Regions from separate parts of the Homo sapiens genome. Here region 1 is linked to region 2. A link is a loop called in an ENCODE intact Hi-C map of the cell type or tissue named here. Cell type or tissue: dorsolateral prefrontal cortex. All regions are shown on one strand.

The links. Hi-C counts contacts between places; a loop is a spot of excess contacts. Peaks named below come from ENCODE experiments on the same cell type or tissue, not always from the same donor. Only the 100,000 strongest peaks of a DNase experiment are listed, where the experiment ranks them.
Region 1: it touches region 2 in a loop (4-fold over the local background); 4 of 110 quality-filtered maps call a loop at or near these places.

The regions. Positions count from the first base shown.
Region 1 is chr2:23,036,803-23,039,302 of GRCh38, reverse strand. The region is part of intron 3 of LOC107985792 (a long non-coding RNA gene); the gene reads left to right. Among named protein-coding and RNA genes, the nearest start is that of KLHL29, 350 kb to the left of the region's middle. In dorsolateral prefrontal cortex, a CTCF peak has its summit at 1,554; a DNase peak (open chromatin) is centred at 1,452.
Region 2 is chr2:22,853,426-22,855,925 of GRCh38, reverse strand. No RefSeq gene overlaps it. Among named protein-coding and RNA genes, the nearest start is that of LINC01830, 310 kb to the right of the region's middle. In dorsolateral prefrontal cortex, a CTCF peak has its summit at 971; DNase peaks (open chromatin) are centred at 45 and 1,145; H3K4me3 peaks cover 365 bases; H3K27ac peaks cover 1,560 bases.

The DNA of each region.
Region 1 (2,500 bases), 180 kb before region 2:
CCTTGACTACTCAAACCAGCAGTAATTATAGGATCACAAACTCAGGGAAGTTCAAGGCTAGAAGGGTCTTAAAAATCACTCCAGGCTGGGCGCAGTGGCTCACGCCCGTAATCCCAGCACTTTGGGAGGCTGAGGCGGGTGGATCACCTGAGGTCAGGAGTTTGAGACCAGCCTGGTCAACATGGTGAAACTCTGTCTCTATTAAAAATGCAAAAATTAGCTGGGCGTAGTGGTGGGTGCCTGTAGTTCCAGCTACTCAGGAGGCTGAGGCAGGAGAATCACTTGAACCCATGAGGTGGAGGTTGCAGTAAGCCAAGATTGTGCCATTTCATGCCAGCCTGGGTGACAAGAGTGAAACTGCATCTCAAAAAAAAAAAAAAAAACAAAAAAAAGTCACTCTAGTTTCCCTGTTCTTCAAGGAAGAAATTCCTTAGAAAGTATCTCTCACTGTGGGCCTCCAACTTCTGTTTGAATACTGCTAGCAATGGGCAATTCATGACCTCTTGTGTAGCGTACTGCTTAGGAACTCCTACTCTGGAACCAAACACAGTTAGGTTTGCAGTCAGCTCTGCCCCTTACTAATTGGTTTTTCTTCGGCAGTTTTTGCCACCTCTTTGTGTCTAAGTGTCTTCATCTCAAAAATGGAGTTAATAATAATCTCTACTTCATAGGGCTGTTGGCCTATCCTTGGTTTGGACCAAGGTTGTGTCTTTTAAAGGCTAGGCTTTATAAAATATACTTTTAGAAAAATTTTGTTCTTTCATTTTTTAAGGAAGTCAAGGTTAATAGATATCTGAACTGTGGAATAAAGCCAACATGTCTATGTAGACATCTATACAGACACATATTGCACTCCGGACAGTTGATATTTGTGTGTAAGTTTGCTTGGGCTGCCATAGCAGAGTACTGCAGCCGGGAGCCTTAAACAATAGAAATTTATTGTCTCAGCAGGGTTGGTTCCTCCTGAGGCTGTAAAAGAAGGACTGGTTCAAGGCCTTCCTTCTTGGCTTGTAGATGGCTGTTTTCTCCCTGTCTCCTCACATCTTCCCTCTGTGTCTGTTTCTGTATCCAGAATTTCCTTTTTTAAAAGTACAGCAGTCATACTGGATTAGGGCCTACCCTAATGATCTCATTTTAACTGATTACCTCTGTAAAGACCCCATCTCCAAATAAGGGCACATTCTGTGGTACTAGGAGTTAGTATTCCAACATATCTTTTTCTAGAGGGGATACAATTCAACCCATAATATTGGGTAATGGACAACGTACCAGGCTTGGCATCTAGAGGCCTTGGAATGGATCCCAGTTCTATTAATGACTGGTTGTGTGACTCTGGCTGAGTCTCCAGATCTGCATTTTGCAGCTGTGCATTGGACAGATTAAATTGGATGACAACCCGGGTCCCTTCTAGCACTACAGGTCTAAGGATTGAGTGATCCATTTGTTTTGACAATGAACTGATGGAGATTCAAAGGGACGATTCTCAATATGGAGCTTGGAGAGTGGGAACACAGATGTTTGTGAGTGGGGAGTCTTATGCAGTTCACTTGTCCCCAGACCACACCAACTGCATTGTAAGAAATGGACAGTGGCTTTCCACTGTTCTGAAAGAGTCCTTTCTTTCTCTGCCATCCTGTTTACAATCCTGTTGCTTGGTGAATGGCCCTATTTTAGCTACAGTGTGGTATTTTTATGGACTTAAAAGCTCCATAAAGCAATGATTTCGGGTAAGGTAGTTGAGGAATTCAGTGACTTTAAGAACATATTTGTAATATTTCACAAAAATAAGCCAACTTTTACCTTTTATGGGAATAAACATTTTCAACTGGGAGAGTTGCATTTTTTTTCTCCTCTACTCTAATTCTTAGAATAGTCTTGCAAAAAATGGCACCCAGTAGAGTCCTTTGTGCATTTTTGCCTTTTGTCATATTGTTATAGTCATTGCAGGATGGTTTTATTTTTGTTAAATGACAGTTTAAATGTTGATCCATTTCAGCAGAGCACTGAAGCCATCAGCATATAATTGCATTAATATTAATTCTCATCTCAAAGAGAAAGGGGTTTTGTAATCATTTGTTATTTAACCCCAGCTGCAACCTTCCCAGAAAAGAAGAGGACAAGTTGACAGATCCATGCACGCTCTAAGATGAGCTGTTGTGCTGTCTCTCCATTCAGGGCCAGAGTGGGTAGGGGACCCCTCCTATCACCAAGCATAGTCCTGGGCACACATCAAGATTTTCATAAAAGGAAAGGGAGATTCGTGGTTATTGCCGGATTCAGGAATCTAGACTTAAGCCTTATGCAGGGAAAGGTTCAGAGTTGTTGATGTTTGTCAGATGTAACTAGGAGATTCTCTCAAAACAGATGTACCCTGGGTCATCTCTGATTTTGATGCACTTGCTGATACAGTGATGCGTTTGCCAAAGTTTTCTTTTGGAGAAAGCAACTCCTGTTGGGATTTGGAGTAGGATGTCTGCCAGTGGAAGAAAACTTCCCTCAC
Region 2 (2,500 bases):
TGGAGGCTTGGCATCTGCTCAGCAGCTGCCGCAATACCGCGCTGTTGGCCTTCCCCACAGCCTCGGGGGAGCCCCGCTCCAGGCTTGTGCCACTCCACTGACTCCAGAAAGCTGTACGTTTCCACCATGGGGAGTGAGATAAGTGTGTTTATCAACTGCCAGGCTTGGAATGAGAGGCTTCTCCTTATGGAAATGCATCAGTCACTTCTCATGACTGACCTTTTGTGGTAGTTCTTCTTGTAAATGATGTTTTGCTTTTCCTGATTGCAGAAAAAAATGAGAGCTTCATAATTAAGCGTGTGGTAGACAATATGGTAGTGGCTCTCTGTTTTCCCAGTCATCTCAAAACAGCATTCTGCAGTAAGGTTTGGGGTAGCAGCTTTGGAAAAGATGAGACAGATTGAGAATTCCTCCAGGCTTCCTGGCTACAGTTGTCCAAACAGATAGTAGGTGATTTCTATATGACACTTGACCTGAAAGAATGCCCCAGGTTTTTGACCAGGAATCTTCCATATATCAGTTTTAAGTGGAAAACCCCACTGAGGCCTCCTGTGTTTATTCTACGTAGTGTACCATGGAGCCTAAGCGCACAGCTTGCATTTCAAAATTGGAACAAAGGGACATTTGTTCTCTTTCCTGAATGGCTACAAAGCATTTCTGAGACCATTGTGAGGCATAATTATGTTGATTTGACTTAGGCCAGAATCAATGGATTGTTTTCCTGAGAAAGATGACTTTCACTTCTCTACCCACCTGCCCCCCACCCCACCACATCTCCTTTGGAAATAGCCTGTAAGAACATCATCTCTTGCGCTTATTAGTGACACTTCTAGGGCTATTCCTATTAAATAAATAGTTTTGAGGTCAACATGAGACACCGACTGGAATGTAACAAAAAGTTACCAAAATAGAACAGTCCTCTTTGTGATCATTAAGACAATGTTTAAAAGGGAGAAATCTATACTATTGACCCAACTTTGATATTTTCTGCTTTAGTTTAGGGTTGTCACCGCAAATCTCAGTTATTAAACTCATTACATGTTGCAGAGGCTCCCTAAGCTGTGTGATTAATAAACCTCTTCTGAATGGAGTCGTCACAAATAGTGTAGTATTCTCTGGTGTATGAGAAATACAGCCACCCGGGCCAGCCAGTGCCATCTACAGCCCAAGATAGCACATTTTGTGTGAGAGCTTTCTGATCAACTCTTGGATTCTAAATCTCTTACACTACATACATCTTAAGTTGTGCTGAATGACAAATAAATCTTGCTGACATTATTGTGGGTAACTGTTCTTTATTGATTTTGGGTAAGTGTCATCAAGAAGCCTTCTCATGACCAAGGAGGGATACTGAGGGACGCCAAGGTCACAGGCAACTCAGTTTGGCTCATCTGTCACCATTTATATTCTCTCCACAAATACTTAGCCTGGTAGTTAAAATATCTAACTCATATAATAACATCAACAAGAGCAGGTACATTAACTACTACTTATTGAGTAGAATTAAGTGATGGTAATTAATCCCTTGATATTGTGAATGGGAGCTTCTTGTTTGAAATTTAGGTTATATGACTGTATCAGTCTGTTCTCACACTGCTCATAAAGACATATCCGAGGCTGGGTAATTTATAAATGAAAAGAGGTTTCATGGACTCACAGTTCCGCGTGGCTGACGAGGCCTCACAATCATGGCAGAAAGCAAAGGAGGAGCAAAGTCATGTCTTACATGGTGGCAGGCAAGAAAGAATGAGAGTCAAGTGAAAGGGAAAGCCCCTTATAAAACCATCAGATTCCATGAGACTTATTTACTACCATGAGAACAGTATGGGGGAAACAGCCCCCAGGATTAAATTAGCTCCCACTGCTCCCACAACATGTCAGAATTATGGGAGCTACAATTCAAGATGAGATTTGGGTGGGGACACAGCCAAACCATATCAATTACTCTAAGGCTTGTCATTGTGTCCCCTGAAGGAATTGGACATTAACTGTGGAAGACATTTGTTTTAGACAGGAAAACCAGAATTTGAAAGGTAGATCCCATAGAGATTGAGAAGACTTGTAGACTGTCTCAAAGCTTTATTCTCTTTGATTTAGACTTTGAAAATGGGAACACAGCTGTGTGATTGTGGATCCCTGCCCATAGGTAGGATGGGGCCCAGATTATGGGAGTCTTAAGGGGCAAGCTGCATTCTATAGTTAGATTATCATGGGTTATGCTTTGTAGAGTTTTACTTGTGTTCTTCTCTCTGTCTTACAATTTGAGATTCTTGGAAGAAAAATACTATTAATTTTATAACCTCTTCTCAAATTATATAGTAGGGTATTAAAAAAAGAATTTTGGCTTCCTCACTGGGCTAGGACATGGCTTACAACAGAAACCATATTTTCCTAGGCTGGACACCATGGCTCACACCTGTAATCCCAGCATTTTGGGAGGCCGAGGTGGGTGGATCACTTGAGGTCAGGAGTTTAAGACCAGCTTGACCATCATGGTGAG